Regions from separate parts of the Homo sapiens genome. Here region 2 is linked to region 1. The links are chromatin loops, found by intact Hi-C in ENCODE. Cell type or tissue: CD4-positive, alpha-beta T cell. All regions are shown on one strand. Links, peaks and the distances in the headings refer to the core of each region. The heading gives the core; the rest is flanking DNA.

Region 1 (11,172 bases), core at 1,181-9,180:
ACTCCTGAGCTCAAGTAATCCTCCTGCCTTGGCCTCCTAAAATGGTGGGATTATAGGCATGGGCCACCATGTCTGGCTGAGGTTAATATATGTTAAGCTCTTAATGCCAAGCACATACTAAATGCTCAAGTGTTACTCATTATCTTTGTTTTTCTCATTTAAGATGAAAACAACTTATAAGTAACTATGAATTAAGAATAATTTCTTTAAAGATTATTATGTAACAAGGTTCAAAACATTCTAATATGAGTTTCTCAGGTTGTAACATTTCTGAGTCATTTTAGAAAGAATGTTGAGGCCAGGTGCAGTGGCTCACGCCTGTAATGGGGCGGGGATCACTTGAGATCAGGAGTTCAAGATCATCCAGGCCAACATGGAGAAACGCAGTCTCTACTAAAAATACAAAAATTAGCTGGTGTGGTGGTGGGTACCTGTAATCCCAGCTACTAGGGAAGCTGAGGCAGGAGAATTGCTTGAACCCAGGAGGCAGAGGCTGCAGTGAGACGAGATCGTGCCACTGCACTCCAGCCTGGGCAACAGAGCAAGATTCCGTCTCAAAAAAAGAAAGTTGAAAGCTTAGAAAAATGGCAAAGTGGATATATAACTTGTCTTTTTATTATTTAAAAGACAACCTCATATAGTTTGTCTTTTTATTATTTATTATTTATTTTTATTTTTTTTATTTTTTTGAGACAGAGTCTCCCTATGTGGCCAGGCTGGAGTGTAATGGTGCGATCTTGGCTCACTGCAACCTCCAACTCCCTGGTTCAAGCGATTCTCCTGCCTCAGCCTCCTGAGTAGCTGGGATTACAGGCACGCGCCACCACACCAATTTCTGTGTTTTTAGTAGAGACGGGGTTTCACCGTGTTGGCCCGGATGGTCTCGATCTCCTGACTTCATGATCTGCCTGCCTCGGCCTCCCAAAGTGCTGGGATTACAGGTGTGAGCCACCATGCCTGGTGTATTATTTTATTTATTTATTTATTTATTGTTTGAGATGGAGTTTCGCTCTGTCGCCCAGGCTGGAATGCAGTGGCGGGATCTCGGCTCACTGCATCCTTTGCCTCCTGGGTTTATGCAATTCTCTGCCACAGGCTCCCGAGTAGCTGGGATTACAGGCGCCTACCACCATGCCTGGCAATTTTTTTTTGTATTTTTAGTAGAGATGGGGTTTTACCATCTTGGCCAGGCTGATCTTTAACTCCTGACCTCGTGATCCACCTGCCTCGGCCTCCCAAAGTGTTGGGATTACAGGCATGAGCCACCACATCTGGTCTATTTTATTTTTTAAAAATAGAGACAGGGTCTTGCTATGTTGCCCAGGCTGGTCTTGAACTCCTGAGCTCAAATGATTCTCCCACTTTGGCCTCCCAAAGTGCTGAGATTACAGGTGTGAGCTACTGTACCTGGCCACATAGCTTGTCTTAATTGACTAAGTTAAAAGTAGAAAATGTCTACATAATTCAATAGATTTTCTTCCTATATAAATTACAACAGGCTGGGCACAGTGGCTCATACCTGTAATTCCAACATTTTGGGAGGCCAAGGTAGGTGTATTGCTTGAGCCTGAGAGTTCAAGACCAGCCGGGCTAACATGGCGAAACTCTGTCTCTATTAAAAATACAAAAATTAGCCCGTGTGGCATGCGCCTGTAGTCCCAGCTATTCGGGAGGCTGAGGTGGGAGGATCGCTTCAGCCTGGGAGGTCAAGGCTGCAGTGAGCTGTGATCGCACCACTGCACTCCAGTCTGGGCGACAGAGTGAGGCCCCATCTCAAAATAAATAAATAAAATTAAATTAATTACAACAGACAAGGTAAGGATTCTCATGATACAAAGGCAGTTAAAGGCTCAGTTCACAAGGCATCAATCAGACAGAAACCATTCAATCATTGCATTTAGTTTCCAATACTCACACTAGAGTTGGCGAAAATTGAATTTGAATTGGCTGCAGAATATCCTGCATTAGTCAAGTCATCATTGCTCTGCAAAGATACAAATTCAATAGGTGGTTACTACTTTAACTGTAAAGCAGAAACAAAATAGATGTCTGTGGTATTCTATGCATTACTTACAGATTTATTACTAGGTCCATGTAGAAAATAGTTCAATGCTTGTGGGTCTCTAGAAAAGAGAGGAAAAAAAGAGATAAAACAACAAACAAATATACTATCTATATTTAGAACTAATTTTTACTAGAGTAGAAAGAAAATGATTTATTACCTGAGTAAAATCCTCTCCCTATTTTAAAACTATTAGTAGGTTTTTTTTTTTTTAATCTTGTTTTTGTTTTGATGTTGTGCCATTTCCTATTATTATTCACTTCTGCCTCCTGGGATTTATTAGGAAATAAATTTAATAAATAATTACTTGCTGAGCACAGTGGCTCATGCCTGTAATCCCAGCACTTTGGGAGGCTGAGGCAGGAGGATCACTTCAGTCTAGGAGTTGGAGACCAGCTTGTACAACATGGCAAAACCCTGTCTCTACAAAAAAAAAAAAACACAAAAAATTAGCCAGGCATGGTGGTGTGTGACTGTAGTCCCCGCTACTTGGGAGGCTGAGGTGGGAGGATCGTGTGGGCCTGGGAGGTGGAGGCTACAGTGAGCTGAGATTGTGCTGCTGCACTTTAGCCTGGGTGACAGAGTGAGACCCTGTCTCAAAAGGAAAAAAAAAAAAAGAATTACTGAATTACAACCCCTATGTTAATCATGTCTCTGTTTCTCTACTAAACCTATGATTATTATTTAATTTTTATTTAAAATACCTATCAGGTGTTATATGCTATTAGGTTGTCTTAGTGTTCAGCAAACCTCACACATTTGATTTACCCAGGTTTTGGAATAAGCATCTTACCCAATAAGATCAAGGAGACACGAGTCATCATCATCATCCATGACAACTATAAAGAAAAGGGAGAGGAAAACAGGTTTCAGTAAAGCAGATTAAAGACAGTAGTATCAATGCAATACAAAAGTATGCCTTACACTTTTCTGGATAAATAACTGTAATTCACGTGAGTTTTCCTCTGCTTAATATTAATGTAATTTTAAAAATTTTGAGGTCATTTGAGAGATAAAGTATTCAATTTAAACTTTTTATTGAAAACAAACCTTTAACTTATAAGTCAAAAAAGAATCTAGACAAATCAAAGATAGTTGGCAGCAACCTCCCTCACATGCAGATTCCCCCAAGGGGCTATAAACCATGAACAGTAACTTCCTCAAAATGTACAATAAACAAGGGGAGAAATAATATTTATGTTTTAGAAAAGATCTCATAGACATAGAGGTCTTTTAATTTTGTGACTCAATGTTCCTAAACATGGTGAGCAACCTACATTTTTTGCCATATTCTGGCTATCTTTAGGAAGATAGGAAAATGGTTCTTCCTGCATTTAGAGAGAGAAGAGGGGGCACCCTAGCCGCAGGCAGTCTCTGCAGGCTCTGGCCGGCCGGTCCCACATTCTCCTTTTGCAGCAGCACCACCCCTGTTCAACTCCAAACAATCTACATCCTAACACTAGAATCCTTAAAGTAGAGAATCTCAACCAAAAAAGTTCACCCTAGCTCCAGGCCCCGAGATCCCTCTCTCCCCCACCAGCGACAGTGTCAAGCTTAGCCAGTGAAATGACTATGCTTGGGCTGAAACAACAACAACTGCACAGATTCCAAGAGCAGCTCTCCCCACAGACTGGGAAACTTACACTAGTGATCCGACACCTGGCACACAGCTTCACACCCTTTTGAGCCATGTGTGGAATAATTTACATCACGGAATGCCAGGGCCAAGAGTTCTGGAGCAGTTGGAAAGGGCAGTTGTGAACGGCAGTTGGACGTAGGAATGAAATCCTGAAAAGATGCCCAGAAGAGGGACACGCCCGAAGGCAGAAGGGACAGTCTCTACTAAATGTTTTTCCTCTGTTAAAACTGCATCTCTTCTCCAGTTCCCTCAGACTTCCCACTCTAACAGTCACAAGGCCAAACTAGTATAAAATGTACTCCTGCTACATGGAAGGTAACTTGCTTTCCTCAGGAAGAGTCTGGAAGGGGTAAGTACCCCCACTGGGATCTGCCAGTGATCTTCCCCTTGGCGGCTGAATTCATTCAGATGCTGAATGATCTGGGAGATTACAAACCCTGTGAGTAGAATCCAGTGGAGAGGAGAAATGATGGTTGAGAAAGGAGGAAGAAGCAGTGGGAAAAGATACCAAAAGGTGACTCCCAAGGCTGAAACTGACAAGGGCAGCTGGCTAAGTGAAATCTGCTTTTTAGAACTCAACTTGGAGTCACTCATGGGCACACTCACATGACTATACTAGTGTAACATGACTGTGGAGGAGTGAAGATGGGACAGAAAGGAAAAGCAGGAAAATGATCATCACGTAGATACAGAAAAATCTGTGTGAAGGTCTTCCCTTAAATCCTGACGACATTTAGTGAGATAAAATTGTATTAACCATGGCTCATCAGCATACCATAGGCTTGTCTCTCAGGCATCATAATCATATGGAAAAAATTAGCCAATTATGACATACATTAAGCCTATAAAGGAGATATTACTTTTTTAACATGACCGCTTAAATTGAATTCCCCTGTATCCTTTGTGAATTCATTTTTTTTAAGTGTCCGTCTCTGGAACAAACTAATTAATAAAAATGTAAGTGAAAAATAGCCTATACCAAAGAAAAACACTTCCACAACTCTCCCAGCTTCCCTCCTTACTTGACACACTTGCCTAGTTCCTCTACTTGATGAGGTGCCCTAAGGGTTAAACAAGCCCTGAGGCAGGAAGTCAACACCAGTCACTCCATTGAGGTGTTACTACCACTAGCACTTTCAAGCACAGAGAACAGCTGCTACCCCTAAGTTTAGAGTGACAAACTACTTGAGTAGTGCAAACAGAACACTTTTATAATATTGAATGAGATTAAAAGCCATTGTGCAACCTTCTCTACCAAACAAAACAGGGAGTCAAACACTTGGCTTGAAAGAAGGCTCCCTGGGAATATCTACCCCCTATCAGCAGCATCAGGAACTGCCAGACAGGCCTTCTCCTCTGGTCCCAGTAGGTACAACTCTAGGAGCCTTTACAGTCAGGGGCACCCTGAGAATTCTGCTTTTTAAAGGGTCACACTCTTTTCTCACCTTAAACAGTTTCAAATTAAAAGAGATGACCCTTAGCCCTGTATTCTCTAGCTTCAAATAATGCCAAAATGTAGTCATAATATAGCCTAATCCAGGGGTTCCTTTCACCAGATGACCTATGGTCCATCAAAGTAAATTTACCAGAGCAAAATTGTAAAATTGTCTATGATTTTAAAATGAGAAGATAGGCCGGGCATGGTGGCACATGCCTGTAATCCCAGCACTTTGGGAGGCCGAGGTGGGTGGATCACCTGAGGTCAGGAGTTCGAGATCAGCCTGGCCAACACGGTGAAACCCGTCTCTACTAAAAATACAAAAAATTAGCCAGGCATGGTGGCACTTGCCTGTAGTCCCAGCTACTCGGGAGGCTAAGGCAGGAGAATTGCTTGAACCTGGGAGGCAGAGGTTGCAGTGAGCCGAGATCATGCCACTGCACTCCAGCCTGGGTGACAGAGAGAGATTCTGTCTCAAAAAATAAAATTAAAAATAAAAATAAAAATAAATAAAACGAGAAGATAATCTGAAGATCAGTCACTAATGACCTAAAAGTGAAGAATTCTGTTTTCTCTGGAAAGATTCTCCATTTACTTCTGGACTCCTGTTGAGGCTCTTTTCACATTCAAGTAACAACCCTGGAATCCCTAGATGGGTGGCTGACCCCAGGTGGATTTTATGAGGCTAAGGGGAAATCCCTGGATGAGTGATTGGAAACTATTTCTTGGCCCAACAGACATGAGCAAGACGTCTTCCCCTCTGTAAATAGCACTAGACAGTGGGATTTGTCGTGGAGGGAAGGGGGCTGTAGGCACCCCAAGAGTTCAGAAATCACTGTCCTGAACACCTGACTACCTCTCTTAAAAAATTAAAGCTAATATTTAAAACTGTTCTGAATTGCACCAACAAACATCTTAAATAATAGCTTTTAATCAAGAGGACACAGTGTAAAAATGACGTTTCAAAGCGGTGGGGAAAAGTTGTTAACCATATGGGGAAAATAAGGTAGATTCACACCTCATATCTTACACAAAAATAAATTCTAGATGGATCTAGGAGTTAAATGGTGGATGGAGAAAGAACCTTAAAGTAATAGAATAACTCATGGGAGAATTTTTTTTTTTTTAACAATCTTGGAGTGAGGAAAGTCTAAGGATGTCATAAGACACACAAGTCATAAAAGACTGACAAAGTCAACGACATAAAGTGCAAAGCTTCTGCATGATAAAAGAAAAACACATCATAAGCAAAGTCAAAGACTAAAACAAATAAACAAAAATAACTAAGAAAAATACCTCCACTTCATACCCCAGAAGGCTTTTCTCCCTAATACACAAAGAGCTCCTATAAATAAGGAAAATTTTTTATCAGGGCTTTTCTCCCTAATACATAAAGAGCTCTTATAAATAAGGAAAATTTTTTTATCAGGATCCATCCAGAATATCAAAGATTTAATCAGTTTATGAGCAATCAATTCACAGAAAAGGAAATACAACTAGCTCCTAAGCATATAAAATAATCAACCTTACTTACAATAAGGGAAATAAAAATTAATATTGTAGTGAGATACTACATGTCCTGTCAGATTGGCAAAGACAGAAAAGTTGGATGAAGGATTCTGCTAGCAGGGAGTGGGGAAATAGGAACTTTTATACACTGACAGGATACAGACTCATATAACCTCTAGTGAGGGCAATTTAGCAATGTCTTTCAAAATCTTAAGTGCACAGATCAGCTTACCAAGCAAATCCATTTCCAGGTATTTGTACTGCAGATATTCTTTTTTACTCACTTTTTTTTTTTTTTTTTTTAGAGATAGGGTCTCTCTATGTTGCCCAGGCTGGACTTGAATTTCTGGGCTCAAGAGATCCTTAACCCCCTAAGTAGCTGGGCCTACAGGTATGTGCCACCATAACCAGCTGTCACGTGGGTATTCTTTCACATGTGCCAAATGATATGTGTATAAGAATATCCAGGGCAGTATTATTATTATTTTAGTATTAATTGGTTTTAACAAAGGACGGCAAAACCCTAGATGTCATGGGTATGGGGTTTCTTTCTGGGGCAATAAAAATGTTCTTGAACCTGCTTGGCAATGTAGTGAGACCCAATCTCTACAAAACATTTAAAAATTAGTTGAGTGTGCTGATGCACACCTGTAGTTCCAGCTACTTGGGAGGCTGAGATGGGAGGATTGTTTGCTTGAGCGTAGGAGGTCAAGGCTGCAGTGAGCTATGATTACACCACTGCACTCCAGCCAAAGCGACAGAGCCAGACTCTGCCTCTTAAAAAAAAAAAAAAGAGTTCTTGTATTAAACTACTGAATTATATACTTTAAAAGGGTGAGTTTTATGGTATGTAAATTATATCTTAATTTAAAAAACTCTCTTAAAAACCCTAAATGTCCATGATTAAATGTCCTGGTTAAATCAATTATGGTTTACCTACATAGTGGAGTACTCTGCAGTCATTAAAACTAATGAGGCAGTTTTAATCATACTAACTTGGTAGGATATATGGTCAATTAAAAAAGAAAGGTGCAGAATATTATGTACATTATGTTCCCAAATGTGTGTGTGGGGGAAATACACACACACACATATATACACACACACACACACACACACACATATAAATGATGTGTGTGTGTAAATGTATAGAACCTAAAATGAAGCACAGGTAACCAGTAACACTAGTTGCTTCTGGGAAGAAAACAGGGTGACTGGGGAACAGAGGAAGATACACAATTTTTTTTTTTTTTTTTTGAGATGGAGTCTCGCTCTGTCGCCCAGGCTGGAGTGCAGTGGTGCAATCTCGGCTCACTGCAAGCTCAGCCTCCCAGGTTCACACCATTCTCCTGCCTCAGCCTCCCGAGTAGCTGGGACTACAGGCGCCCACCACCACGCCCAGCTAATTTTTTGTATTTTTAGTAGAGACTGGGTTTCACCATGTTAGCCAGGATGGTCTTGATCTCCTGACCTCGTGATCCGCCCGCCTCGGCCTCCCAAAGTGCTGGGATTACAGGCGTGAGCCACCACGCCCGGCTGATACTCTTTATTTATATGTCCTTTTGTACATTTTGAAATTTGTGCCACATGCATGTAAGATCTAATCAAAAAAGAAAAACAATTAATAAAACAAGGAGAAGAAGGACACAAAATGAAGTACAAGAACCTCAAGTCAGTTTAGCTGGGTGTGGTGGTGCTTGCCTTTAGTCCCAGCTACTTGGTAGGCTGAGGTCGGAGGATGACTTGAGCCCAGGACATGAAGGTTGCAGTGAGCCGTGATCGTGCCACTGCACTCCAGCCCGGGCAAAAGTACCAAACCCTATCTCAAAAATAAAATAAAATTTAAAAAGAACCTCAAGTAAGGCTCGCTTTCCTTAAGTATACTAAATATACCAAATACTCAGAACTTTTTTTTTTTTTGAAGAGACAGGGTTTCATTATGTTGCCCAGCCTGGCCTTGAACTCTTGGGCCCAAGCGATCCTCCCCTTTCAGTCTTCTGAGTAGCTAGGATTACAGGTGTATGCTACAGTGCCCAGCTAAATACTTAGAACTTTTTTTTTTTTCATTTTTTTTTGGTAGAGACGAGGTCTCACTATGTTGCCCATGCTGGTCTCGAACTGCTGCACTTAAGTGATCCTCCACCTTGGTCTCCTAAAGTGCTGGGATTACAATTACCATGCCCAGCCCTTAGAATATTTTAAAGCAGCCTACTGGCCTGGAGAATAAGCCACATCAGCTGTCTTAAAAGAAATACTGTATCTTTTTTTTTTTTTTTTTTTTTTTTTGAGACAGAGTTTCTCTCTTGTTGCCCAGGCTAGAGAGCAATGGCGCAATCTTGGCTTACCACAACCTCCGCTTACCGGGTTCAAGTGACTGTCCTGCCTCAGCCTCCCGAGATAGGATTACAGGGCCACACCACCATGCCTGGCTAATTTCGTATTTTTAGTAGAGACAGGGTTTCTCCACGTTGGTCAGGCTAGTCTCGAACTCCTGACCTCAGGTGATCCGCCCACCTCAGGCTCCCAAAGTGCTGGGATTACAGTCAGGAGCCACCACGCCCGGCCAAGAAATACTGTATCTTAAAAACAGTCTGAATTTAATTAAGTTCACAGCAAAACTTCAAAGACCTCCAAGGCAGAGATATAACAGTGTATTAATTTTTTTTCCACACAGAGGGAGAAAATCTAAGCTCTCATGAAGAAACATAATTGGTTGCAAGAACAGATATTTCAGGAAACCCAGTTCAGCAAATCAGTTTTGCCTATTTAAGATATTCTGGGCTGGGCACGGTGGCTCACGCCTGTAATCCCAACAATTTGGGAGGCCGAGATGGGCGGATCACCTGAGGTCAGGAGTTTGAGACCAACCTGGCCAACATGGTGAAACCCTGTCTTTACTGAAAATACAAAAAATTTAGCTGTATGTGGTGGTGGATGCCTGTAATCCTATCTACTCGGGAGGCTTAGGCAGGAGAATTGCCTGATCCCAGGAGATGGGGGTTGCAGTGAGCCAAGATTGCCCCACTGCACTCTAGCCTGGGCAACAGAGCGAGACTCCATCTCAAAAAAAAAAAAAAAAAAAAAAGATATTCTGACCAGTAGCAATGGAAGAAAACCAAACTTCACCCTTAGGAGTCATAAAACAGCCTGGCCAACATGGTGAAACTCTGTCTCTGCTAAAAATACAAAAAAAATGAGCCAGGCGTGGTGGTGCGTGCCTGTAATCCCAGCTACTATGGGGGCTGAGGCATGAGAATCTCTTGAACCAGGAGGTGGAAGTTGCAATGAGCTGAGATTGCACCACTGCACTCCAGCCTGGGTGATAGAGTGAGACCCTGTCTCAAAAAAAAAGAAAAAAAAAAGTAATAGAACAGGATTTCAAAGACTGCGCAAACTGAAATTTGGTATGTGGCCACTATTACAAATGTTTTTGTTTCCTCCTTTATCTGCTTATCTGTTCTTTTGCTTCTTTCAAAAATAATAGCCTAGTGGCTGAGGCAGGCGGATCACCTGAGGTCAGGAGTTCGAGACCAGCCTGGCCAACATGGTGAAACCCTGTTCTACTAAAAATACAAGAATTAGCCGACCATGGTGGCGCATGCCTGTAATCCCAGCTACTTGGGAGGCTAAGGCAGGAAGGAGAATCGCTTGAACCTGGGAGGCAGAGGCTGCAGTGAGCCAAGATCGTGCCACTGAACTCCAACCTGGGTAACAGACCAAGACTTCATCTAAAAAAAAAAAAAAAAAAAAATATATATATATATATATATACACACACACACACACACACATGCATGTATATGTATGTATACGTATATATACATATACATACATGTATGTGTATATATATGTATGTATACATGTGTGTTGTGTATATATATAATTTATATATATACATATACATATGTGTATGTATATAGCCTAGTGAAGATGGCTTGAACTCAGGGGGTTGAGACTACAGTCAGCTGAGATCACGCCACTGCACTCCAGCCTGGGTGACAAAGTGAGACCGTGTCTCAAAAAAAAAAAAAAAAACCCACCAAGAGCCAATACGAGATACCTTACCAAAAACTACTGACATTTGCTTTACTTGTAGTAAGTTGCTATAACATGAGTCATAACTTCCTAATAATTTACAAACAAATTTACCTCTAAAAGGTGCTGAGGTTAGCAAATTATTGAGAGACTTTAAGCAGACATGAACTACGGAATAGTTGCAGTCTTCAAAATCACATTTTTACCCCCGGACCTATTGAAGGTAAAATGAACTGCAGTCACTTTATTTTTACTGACATATTTACTACTTCTAGTGTTCTTCATTCTCTTAAGTAAATCCAGATTTCCATCTGGTATCATTTTCCTTCTCCTGAAAGGAATCCTTTAATATTTTTTGTAGTGCAGGTCTTTGCTGATTAATTCTTTCAGTTTTGATATATCTTTAAAGAGTGTGAGATGGGCACGGTGGCTCACGCCTGTAATCCTAGCACTTTGGGAGGCTGAAGTGGGTGGATTGCTTGAATCCAG
Region 2 (11,172 bases), core at 1,429-9,428, 49 kb after region 1:
TAGAAGGATCACAATGTCAGGAGTTCAAGACCAGCCTGGCCAAGAGACCAGCCTGGTCAATATGGTGAAACCCCATCTCTACTAAAAATACAAGAATTAGCCAGGTGTGGTGGCGGGTGCCTGTAATCCCAGCTACTCGGGAGGCTGAGGCAGGAGAATTGCTTGAATCCAGGAAGCAGAGGTTGCAGTGAGCTGAGATTGCACCATTGCACTCCAGCCTGGGTGACAGAGAAAGACTCTGACTCAAAATAAATAAATAAATAAAATAAAAAACCTTTGCTTCAGTGTCCCATATATAGTATTGAATAACAGTTGCCATTATTGTTGTGGTTGTTGTTGTTATTAAAAGTACCGTGGAATTATTTTCAAAGCAATGATAAGCAATTTATTGGAGTGATTACAAATGTTTTCAATACCTTGCCTACATTATTTTATTCAATATATGAATTTAAACACTTCACATCATCCTTGTAGAGGACTAAAGCTATTTGTCTCTATATTAAATGACATGTTTCAAGCTGGTTATTTTCCTTGACAGACTTAAAAAAAATCTGAACTCCTACAAGCTTTCAGTACAAGGATAAGGAATTAATACAATACAGCAGAGCTGTTAATAATAAAAAAAAAGCATTCAGCACTCCCACTGGCCTTCCTGTCTTACCCATGTAGACTGTTTCCCCATAGAATATGTTGAGGGGAGGACAGCCATCAGGTTAGGGGGGCACCACATGCTGTTGGAAGGCATGCCCAGGATGTGCCATTCACTGGCTCCCAGGTCCCCCTGGTATTCTATCAGAACTCTTTAACTCTCCTAAATAGAGCATTCCTTCTATTCCACCTGCTCAGGAGGATGGGGGAGTGGAGAGGAAGTGGAATGGAGGTCACATAATCAGGCTTTAAGGTGCTACCACAAAGCACACTTGGAGCTTAGTGAGAAAGTCAGTCTCTAAGATAGAACACCCATGTAAAGGGACTTGCCCAATAAATGTCAGTGTGCTTTCTGAAAATGAAACTACTAAGAGGTAAAACATCTGAAGAAGGAACTACTCTGGCCGGGCGCAGTGGCTCACGCCTGTGATCCCAGCACTTTGGGAAGCTGAAGCGGGCGGATCACCTGAGGTCAGGATTGTTCAAGACCAGCCTGGCCAACATGGTGAAACCCTGTCTCTACCAAAAATACAAAATTTAGCTGGGTGTGGTGGCATGCACCTGTAATCCCAACTACTTGAGAGGCTGAGACAGGAGAATCGCTTGAACCTGGGAGGCGGAGGTTGCAGTTAGTTGAGATGGCGCCACTGCACTCCAGCCTGGGCAACAAGAGCGAAACTCTGTCTCAAAAAAAAAAAGGAACCACTCTGAAAAAGATGACTCATAAATATGAGTGGAAGACAAGGAAATAAGTATGTACTAAGCAGGCACAAAGAAATATCCTTGACAATAAAGAAAAAAAAAAACTACGGGAGTGGAGACACTGTGTGACCCTCACAAGTATTCTGATCACTAAAGAGCCACATTCTTACTTGAGCACTTTTTAGAGCCTGATTAAATACCCTTAGACCATATAATTCTTTCTTTCCTAAATCTTCCAATTACTAGTTCCATTTCCCAGGGACCCTAATACTGTAAAAGTGACACCCTGTGCAAAGGTACTCTTATACTCCAAATGTTTATATATCTCTCTCACTATAAATCATACAATCAACTACTAGTTAGGTGTATTTATCAATCCTGAGTCAGGTCTAAGACAATCAGGAGGATGTTCAGAGATTGGCAGTCAGAGCAAAGGGCACACTGATGCTCTGAAAGGATATTTCGCACGCGGCCTGGTGAAAATGCGATGAGTTACTCCTGCCCCACCACATGCAAGCACCAAAACTCAAGTAATCATCTTCCCTTCTGAATTTGCTCTTCCTCTCTAGTCTCTATGCATGTTTGTAACACCCACCTTTCCCCTAGACCAACCCCTGGATACTTTTCATTTGTCTATGATTCCTCCTCATTCTCCCTCAAACCATGGAGCTGTTGGAGCTCAGAAAAATGATAGCTTGAAAGATGGCACCCTGATATGCTGAACTAAAGAATGGGCCTCAAGGTCTCTCTGACCTCTCCTCCTCCAAACCCCTATCTTTTCAGTCCTCCGTCTCTCTCAAAAGCACAGGATGTTCTCTGAAGTTTCCTTAACTACTGGACCCCAAAAGAGAAACAGAATTGCCTTAGTTCTCCTCTCTGAAATCTCATTATTTGTCACAGAAAAGACTGAGAAATGCAATCACATCTGGACGGGTTTTTTCACAAGATAATGTCTGCCTCTCACTCAAATTCCAAAACAATCATTTACAAAATAATTTCTGTCCCCTGAACCATTTATTCTTCTTAAAAATCATTTGCTACCCTTCAAAATTGCTCTGATCGCTTAAGCCCAGGAGGTCAAAGCTGCAATGGGCCATCATCCCCAAAAACAGGCTGGCCAGCTGGGCGTGGTGGCTCACGCCTGTAATCCCAGCACTTTTGGGAAGCCGAGGCGGATGGGTCACCTGAGGTCAGGAGTTTGAGACCAGCCTGGCCAACATGAAGAAACCCTGTCTCTACTAAAAATACAAAAATTAGCTGGGCGTGGCGGTGGGCGCCTGTAATCCCAGCTACTCGGGATGCTGAGGCATGAGAATCGCTTGAACCCAGGAGGCAGAGGTTGCAGTGAGCTGAGATTGTGCCATTGCACCCTAGCCTGGGTGACAGAGCGAGACTCCGTCTCACACACACAAAAAAAGGCTGGCCAAGGTGGCTCTTGCCTATAATCCCAGTACTTTAGGAGGCCTAGGCTAGAGAACTGCTTGAGCCCAGAAGTTCGAGACCAGCCTGGGCAACATGGCGATGCTTTGTATTTTTTTAATTTTTTTTTTTAATTGCAGCCAGGTGCAGTGGCTCACGACTGTAATCCCAGCACTTTGGGAGGCTGAGGTGGGTGGATCACCTGAGGTCAGGAGTTCAAGACCACCCTGGCCAAAATGGCGAAACCTTGTCTCTACAAAAATACAAAAATTAGCTGGGCATGATGGCGGGTGCCTGTAATCCCAGCTACTCAGGAGGCTGAGGCGGAAGAATCCCTTGAACCCAGGAGGCAGAAGTTGCAGTGAGCCGAGATCGTGCCATTGCACTCCAGCCCGGGCGACAGAGCAAGACTCCGTCTCAAAAAAAAAAAAAAATTGCTCCACTCCCCATCTCCCCTTCTTCTGTGAAGAAGGGTACTTAGGCACCTGGACCTCATTGGGTTATTGGGTAATCATTCTCCTGCTATTCCCCCATGCTATACATGTTAAATATTAAATAAATTGTTATGTCTTTTCTCCTCTTAATCTGTCTACTGCCAGTTCATTTTCAGCAAACTTTCACAGGGCGGAGGTGAAGCTTTCCCTTGGTCCCTACAAAACTCACTTCCAAAATCTCCCTCGAATACCATCCTCCCTCAATGGTAATTCTTTGCCAATTACCATCACCTGAATTCAGGTCCGCCTATTGCTTGGCCTCCCATTGATCTCCTATCCAAATTGCTACAAAGATCATCTTTCTAGATTCTAGAGCTGGTTGTGTCACACCTTCATCAGCACCTCACTGCCTCACTGCCCAGGGATGTTTATTGCAAGTACAGATTCCCAAACCCAAATCCATAACCAGAGAATGGGAATTTCTAGGGCAAGCTGAGAAGTGGTATATGTACTTTCAAGTGGCTCGGTAATTGGCTCCACCTGCCTCCCCAGGCACATCTCGAGCCAGTCCTCTCCTAGTACCCTGTGGTCCCTTTACAGAGAATACCCTGCCCCTGAACAAACAGATCCAGATTTGGACATATCCTTTCCCATCTGCCTGGAATTCCCTTTTCCTGTGGCACAAGTCCACCATTCTTCAAGGCCCAGCTCCAATGCCACCTCCTCTGGGAAGCCTTCTCCCGTCGCCTAACTCAGTGGCTTTCAAACATCTTTGCTTGAGACTCAATCCCAAGAAACACATTTCACATTGTAATTCAGTAGATATATAATTGAAACAAAGGTTTTTGAAAAAAAAATATCTAAACCTACTATGGAGGATGCATCTTGATGTATTTCATTCTATATTGTCTTTATTTTTTCAAATGCTGTTAGGCACTTGGTAAAGGACTTCATGATTCACTAATGGAGGTGACCCCATTTGAAAAACATTGCTTAAAATGAGTGAGTCCCTTCTCTATGCACTCTATACACGCCTCTATTACCCACTGATCACTTTACAATAATGATTTGTTTACAGTCTGCCTTCATCCTCCTCCTCCCCTCCCCAGACAGGCACATACCACAACCAAATCAGCATATCTTGTGACAGTTCCACAGCTGCTGACAAATGCAGAAATGCGAATATTGGAGAATAAATACTTTAATTGCTTTTGCTCGTGTCTAATTTTTTTTTCTTTTCTGATTACAATTCACAGCATAGTCTATTGAAGACTATGCTATTGGAGACTCAGCCTCCCAAGAGGCTGAGCCTGGGAATTATACTAGCTTCAACCCTTCAGTTAACAGCAATTTTTAAAAACAGCCATTGTATCTCAGTACAATTTAACCAAGGTGTTAATTATTCTCTCCCTCAAAAACAAAAACCACATACACGAAAAACCATCAGAAAATATTTTGTCGGGTTGCTAGCCAAGAGAGTGCAAATGTGGGCAAACAAATCTCTTACTTAGATACTTGCAAGCAAATAGTCAAAAACCTCAAAACCCTCCTTCCCTACCACTTCAGACAGGACCCCCCCACCACCCCCCGCCACCCCCACAGGGGTGGGGATGCAGATATAGAGGCCTTTCTATCTGCGCAGCCTGAAGCTCAATTTCTCACTAGGCGGTCCCTAACAACACAAACAAATGAGAAAAGTAGAAAAAACAAAAAGAAACCAGAGCAGCTAAAAAGCATCACGTAATGAAGCCGGGCCGCAAGTTCCGGTGCGAATTGTACCTGTGACGGATGCACGGGCGCAGCGGCGGCCCGCAGGGGGAGGGGTCCTCTTTCTGCAGCACGTGGCGCCAACGACAGGAAACCTGCCTGCAACACCCGCCAACCCTGTACACCGCTCATTTGCAGCATCGTCATTTGTGTGATGCTAATTTGCTCCATGTCCTTGTAAACGTTCTTACAGAGATAAATGAAAATCTACTGCAGGCTTGGGGTGGCCCTGGGCAGGCTAGGAGAGAAGGAGGGACCCAGCAGTCCCCAGGTGTCAGTGAAAAGCTCTGGGAGTCGGAGGACAGAGTAGGCAATCCTGTTCAGAGAGGGGAGGGCCGGGTGCGGTGGCTCACGCCTGTAATCCCAGCACTTTGTAAGGCCGAGGCAGGCGGATCACTTGAGGTCAGGAGTTCGTGGCCAACGTGGTGAAACCCCGTCTCTACTAAAAATACAAAAATTAGCGGGGCGTGGTGGCGGGCACCTGGAATCCCAGCTACACGGTAGGCTGAGGCAGGAGAATCACTTGAACTCGGGAGGTGGAGGCTACAGTGAGTGGAAATTGCGCCACTGCACTCCAGACCGAAAAAAACAAAAACACTGACCGGGTGGGGTGGCTCATGCCTGTAAACCCAGCACTTTGGGAGGCCGAGGCGGGTGGATCACCTGAGGTCAGGAGTTCGAGACCAGCCTGGCCAACATGGTGAAACCCCGTCTGTACTAAAAATACAAAAAATTAGCTGGGTATGGTGGCAGGTGCCTGTAATCCCAGCTACTCTGGAGGCTGAGGGAGAAGAATCGCTTGAACCTGGGAGGTGGAGGTTGCAGTGAGCTGAGATTGCGCCACTGCACTCCAGTCTGGGCAATATGAGCAAGGCTCCGTCTCAAAAAAAAAAAAAAAAAAATAATAATAATAATAAAATTAGCCGGGCATGGTGGCACGTGCCTGTAATCCCAGCTACTCGGGAAGCTGAGGCATGAGGATCGCTTGAACCCGAGAGGCGAAGGTTGCAGTGAGCCGAGATCACGCCTCTGCACTCCAGCCTGGGTGACAGAGCAAGACCCTGTCTTAAAAAACAAAAGAAAACAAAAAACTAAGAGAGGGAAGAACAGGAGATACTTTAAAGCTGGGTTTTAAAGAATGACTAAGAGTTCTCCAAATCACATGGGGAAAGGCAGAAGAGAGCTCCTGGTAGAGGAACCTAAGAGAGTGTATTTGGCAAAGTCCTTAAATATAAATGAGGGGGACAGGCAGATGATGAGGGGCTTTGCAGATCATGGAAGGGTGTGGATGATCCGTAGGCCGCTGCTTTCCACACTGCAGGTCACAATGCAGTAGGCTGTGCAAGTCATGAGACTGTGACCAGCTTTTATAAAAAATGAAAGAACCTAGATCAGAAGATACCAGAATACATACAAGCAGTAAGGGTGTAAACTTGGGAAATCTGTTTCAGTTATAAATGTGTCTGTGTATGTATGTACTTGTTTGTAATATAAGTGTATTTCTTACTGTGGTGGTGATCTTTAAGTTTTTGAACAAAAAAAATTCTAGACAAACAGGACACAATAAGAGAATGCTATGAACAGATTTGAATTCCATGAGGATAAATGTGGTAGCAGTATGGAAGGTCGGTGGGCAGAGGTGAGGGCTCCGAGCACACATGGTATTGTGTTTGTGTGAGGCTTCTCCAGCCCAGACAGTGAGCTTGATGCTCTAGGACAGACTCTGTGTCATGTAGCTCCCAGTCCCGGCACTTGGCACACAGTAGGCACTAAAGGAATGTTTCTTGACCAGATATGGTAACTAACTTCCAAGATGGCCCCTAGCAAGCCTCACCTCCTGGTATTCTCACCTTTGTGCATCCTCCCTCCTACTGTGTACCAGGGTTGGTTTGGGTGACCAATAGGATAGGGCAGAAGCTTCCCATCTTGGGTGCTCTCTGGATCGCTCACTCTGGGAGAAGCTGGCTGCCATGTCATGAGGACACTCAGAGAGTCTATGGACAGACCCATGTGGTGAGGAACTGAAGTCTCCAGCCAATAGCTAATAGCTTAGGCATCCTGCTGGTAGCCAGACCGCCTCACGGGTGAGCTTGGAAACAGATCATCCCCAGCCTACCCTTCACAGTACTGCAGCCCCAGGGGCCAGCTTAACTATAAACTCATGAGAGACCCTGAGACAAAAACACTCAACTAAGCTCTTCTTGCATTCCTGACCCACAGAACTGTGACGTAATAAATGCTTGCTGTTTTAAGCTGCTACATTTTAGGGTGCCTTGTTATATAGTCATAGACAACCAATACACTGGGTTAACATGAAGTCCAGAAACGTTTAAAATATATTAGAGTTACCCATTCTTTACTACTATTTTGTTTTTTCTCAAAGCATCTGTCACATCACATCTTTAGCCTGCTTAGAGAACGACATCTGACCCAACCTGGGCCATTAGGATCCTCTCTTCTGGGTATTAGCACTTGGGACACAGAGACTGGGTCAGCTGTGAGGAGCAGACTACAAGGCTAGAAAGCCTAGGGGGCAATGCCACCATTTTGGAGAAGTGGTAATGGGGCCCATGTAAGTGCACGGCCTCAGAAGGACCAGTGATTGGGGTAGAGGGGAAGAAAGCAGATTCTCACTGGGCATGGAGGGGAGAAGGGAGGAGAAAGTGCCTGATTGATATCTGAGTCCCCTGAGGCCTGGCTGGCTTTCTAGCTTTGGAGTTGGAATATTTCCTTTCCTTACGATTATTCCTCATTCTACCTGCTAATCTGAGCAAGCTCACTTTCTTGCAAACCAAAGATCCTGGAATATGCTGGCCAGCTTCTGTCCAGTGCTGGCCAGAGAAGCAGCTCCTCCTTTTGTGGCAGGCCAAGTATCTCTCCAGAGAGAACAACAACCCACCAAAGATTAAGCTTTAGTATTACTGCTATGTAAAAACTACTATCGATGGGGTAAAAGGTCCTCTCAGACCATCCAACTCCTTTTGCCTTCACTTCACTTTCAGCCAGTAATCTTTTGATTATTAATGGACTTCACTTTTAAAAGTAGTGTTCCGGCCAGCTGACCTAATCATTCCAGTGGTTGGTAAGTTCATGCCCATTATAAATTCACAGATTGGCTTTCGAAGACAAATCATTCTTGAGTAACCTCAATTTCATTTCCACTGCTCTCAGTCAAGCCCTGTCATTTATCCAGTGAAACATTACAATAGCCTCCCAATGGCACTTCCCCTACTCCAATCCATTCTCTTCACCTTCTTCTAAAACACAAATCTGATGCCTCACTCCCTGCTCTAAACCATCTGACAGGTCCCCAAGCACCCTCAGAATGACTGGCATCTCCAGCCCCATCTTCCACCACGCCTCCTCCATGCTGCTCCAGACCACTCTCCACTCTTGCCATGCGGTGTTATTCCCAAGTTTCTCAATTGGTGTCCACCCAGCTCTGCCTGTGTTCTTCCTGTTGCCTGGTGTTCCTTTCCTATGGACACCTCCCCTGCCTTCCCACTTTTCCCACCCTCCTGTTTCCTCTGTACTTCCATAGAACTTCCTTCCTCCTTGATAACACACAGTATGGTCAGCTTGACTAATAATTACTTGTCCTGTCTGTCCCTGGATTGTAAGCCTCAAGGAGATGAAGACTACACTTTGTTCATTTTTATACTTCCCTTCTCCCCAGGGCCAACTACAGTAGCTTGCATCAATATGTTAAGCTAACATTTCTTGCGTCTTTACCATATCAAGCCACCTGGCTGGTGTTGCAGGTAGCAGACACTCAACAAACACCCACTGGATTAAAGTCAGTCAGGGTGGCATGGACAAGTGTTCCCTGGACCTAATGATGTTCAGATGAGATGCCCATCTATCATCTGTGTTTGCAGAGCTGAGACAGCAGAGTTAGACTCATGGTGGCATCCATGGTGAGGCAATGAATGAATCTCAGCCTAGCCTTTTACAAAAAAACTTTTACATGAGGCATAATTTCTCATTTAAAATTAAATGACATTAATTAATAATTAAATGACATAAATAGAAAACAAAAAAAAGCACTGGAATTAATAAGCAAACAGACAAATCCACACACATACAACACAGTTTTTCCTCTTTTTAAACAATTAATTAAGTTGACATTCCTCTCTCCTCTTTTCTTTCTCTTTCTTTCTTTGAGACAGAGGCTTAACTCTGTCGCCCAGGCTGGAGTGCAGTGGCACAATCTTGGCTCACTACAACCTCTGCCTCCCAGGTTCAATCTATTCTTCTTCTTTTTTTTTTTTTTTTGAGATGGAGTCTCACTCTGTTGCCCAGGCTGGAGTACAGTGGCGCCATCTCAGCTCACTGCAAGCTCCGCCTTCCGGGTTCACGCCATTCTCCTGCCTCAGCCTCGCGAGTAGCTGGGACTACAGACGCCTGCCACCACGCCCGGCTAATTTTTTGTATTTTTAGTAGAGACGAGGTTTCACTGTGTTAGCCAGGATGGTCTCGATCTCCTGACCTCATGATCCGCCCGCCTTGGCCTCCCAAAGTGCTGGGATTACAGGTGTGAGCCACGGCACCCGGCACAATCAATTCTTCTGTTTCAGACTCCCGAGTAGCTCGGATTACTGGTGCTCACCACCACACCCAGCTAATTTTTGTATTTTTAGCAGAGATGGGGTTTCACCATGTTGGCCAGGCTGGTCTCAAACTGCTAACCTCAAGTGATCCACCCGCTCGGCCTCCCAAAGTGCTATTACAGGCGTGACCCACTGTGCCAGGCCTCTTTCTCTTTCTACAATTGCAATTATGACTCACAAGCACATTACAGGATGCTAAGTTTAGATGAACAAATATTAGAGAATGGCATGGGAGTGGATTCCCCAGTTAGCCAGTTTGCGTGTTTCAGAGCTAAGGCATGTGGGTCAATCCACAGGTGACTTTATTGTAGTTCTTTCAAAAGAGTCAGCATCTACACATGAAGGTAGAAGCAGAATCTGGTCCTGATTTTCCCACTGACGATCCTTGTCCTGGCTCCAACTCTTCATCTCTCTCTCTTACCCCCAAGATTTGTGGAAAAGCCCCAGCTCTGGGCAAACTTGAGACTGATGACACAATCCTAAAGAACTTGACTACTCAGATAATATCAGAGAACTTTACAAAGTCACTCCTAAAGCAATTGATGAAAAAGTACCGGAAGGCTGGGCATGGTGGCTCACATCTGCATTCCCAGCACTTTGGGAAGCTAAGGTGGATGGATAGCTTGAGCCCAGGAGTTCGAGACCAGCCTGGGCAAAATCCTGTCTCTACCAGAAATACAAAAATTAGCCAGTCTTATAACCTGGTCTCAAAAGAAATAAATAGAAAACAAAAACAAAAAGCACTGGAATTAGTAGCAAACAAACAAATCCCCACATATACAATATAGTTTTTCCTCTTTTTAAACGATTTCTACACACTAAGTTTCTATCTTCCACAGGCTATATAATCAATCATTATATATTGCCTCAAATCAATGCTCACCCCTACAGGTTCTTAAAAAAAAAGCAGCAAATAATATTGCCTTGATCCCTGACAGCCTGTAGAGCTACCAACAAGAGAGCACCAGGAATCGCCCACTTGTACGATACATGAAGTCCTACAGTGGCTCTGGCTTTCTGGGGAACTCACACCTTTATCAAGAGCCTATATTTTCCTTGGCTTATGTTTGCAACACACATTTCACTCAAGCTTCACCTTTCACTTCATCATCATTCTTCAGATGAAAAGAGTTTCTATTACCTGAAGGGAATTACTCTGTGAAGACAAAGAACAGAAAAAAATAGCATGCATGCCATGTTTAAACACATACATGGAGCAGGGGGCGTGGCTTGCTCACTAGCTCAATGACTGTCTCCCTCCCCACAAGCCTCCTAGGATGTACTTGAATTTGCGCCTCAGCAAATTTCAAATTACTACATGTCATGGACCACTGGGATCTCTCCCAGAGAGAACTCCCAATTGTCAGAGCTACAAATCCCTGGCAACATAGCCCTGTTACGCATTCACATTCCTAAATGTTTCCTGCCATTATTCCGTCCTCCAAATCAGCCTCTTTCACTGTTTAGCAATAATAATGCAACTTTGTAATAGTTACTTTGTAAAAGCAAACTTTCATTATTATTACCAACTACAGAAGGGAAAAGTCTCTGCAGCACAAATAGGTTCTCACTTGACAAGACATTTCACAGGA

What was found. Peaks named below come from ENCODE experiments on the same cell type or tissue, not always from the same donor. Only the 100,000 strongest peaks of a DNase experiment are listed, where the experiment ranks them.
Region 2: it touches region 1 in a loop (3-fold over the local background); 23 of 110 quality-filtered maps call a loop at or near these places.

What each region holds. Positions count from the first base shown.
Region 1 is chr6:42,813,747-42,824,918 of GRCh38, reverse strand. It overlaps BICRAL (BICRA like chromatin remodeling complex associated protein), which reads right to left. Exons shown (of 13, transcript NM_001393499.1): 3 at 2,856-2,901; 4 at 2,075-2,123; 5 at 1,916-1,984. The coding sequence starts at 2,896. Among named protein-coding and RNA genes, the nearest start is that of BICRAL, 37 kb to the right of the region's middle. In CD4-positive, alpha-beta T cell, for the core only: no CTCF peak of the experiment used is centred there; a DNase peak (open chromatin) is centred at 5,018.
Region 2 is chr6:42,765,113-42,776,284 of GRCh38, reverse strand. It overlaps a transcript of BICRAL not described here. Among named protein-coding and RNA genes, the nearest start is that of BICRAL, 11 kb to the left of the region's middle. RefSeq lists an enhancer at 4,787-4,986 and a silencer at 5,457-5,506. In CD4-positive, alpha-beta T cell, for the core only: no CTCF peak of the experiment used is centred there; DNase peaks (open chromatin) are centred at 1,824, 4,314, 5,004 and 6,226; H3K4me3 peaks cover 1,694 bases; H3K27ac peaks cover 4,227 bases.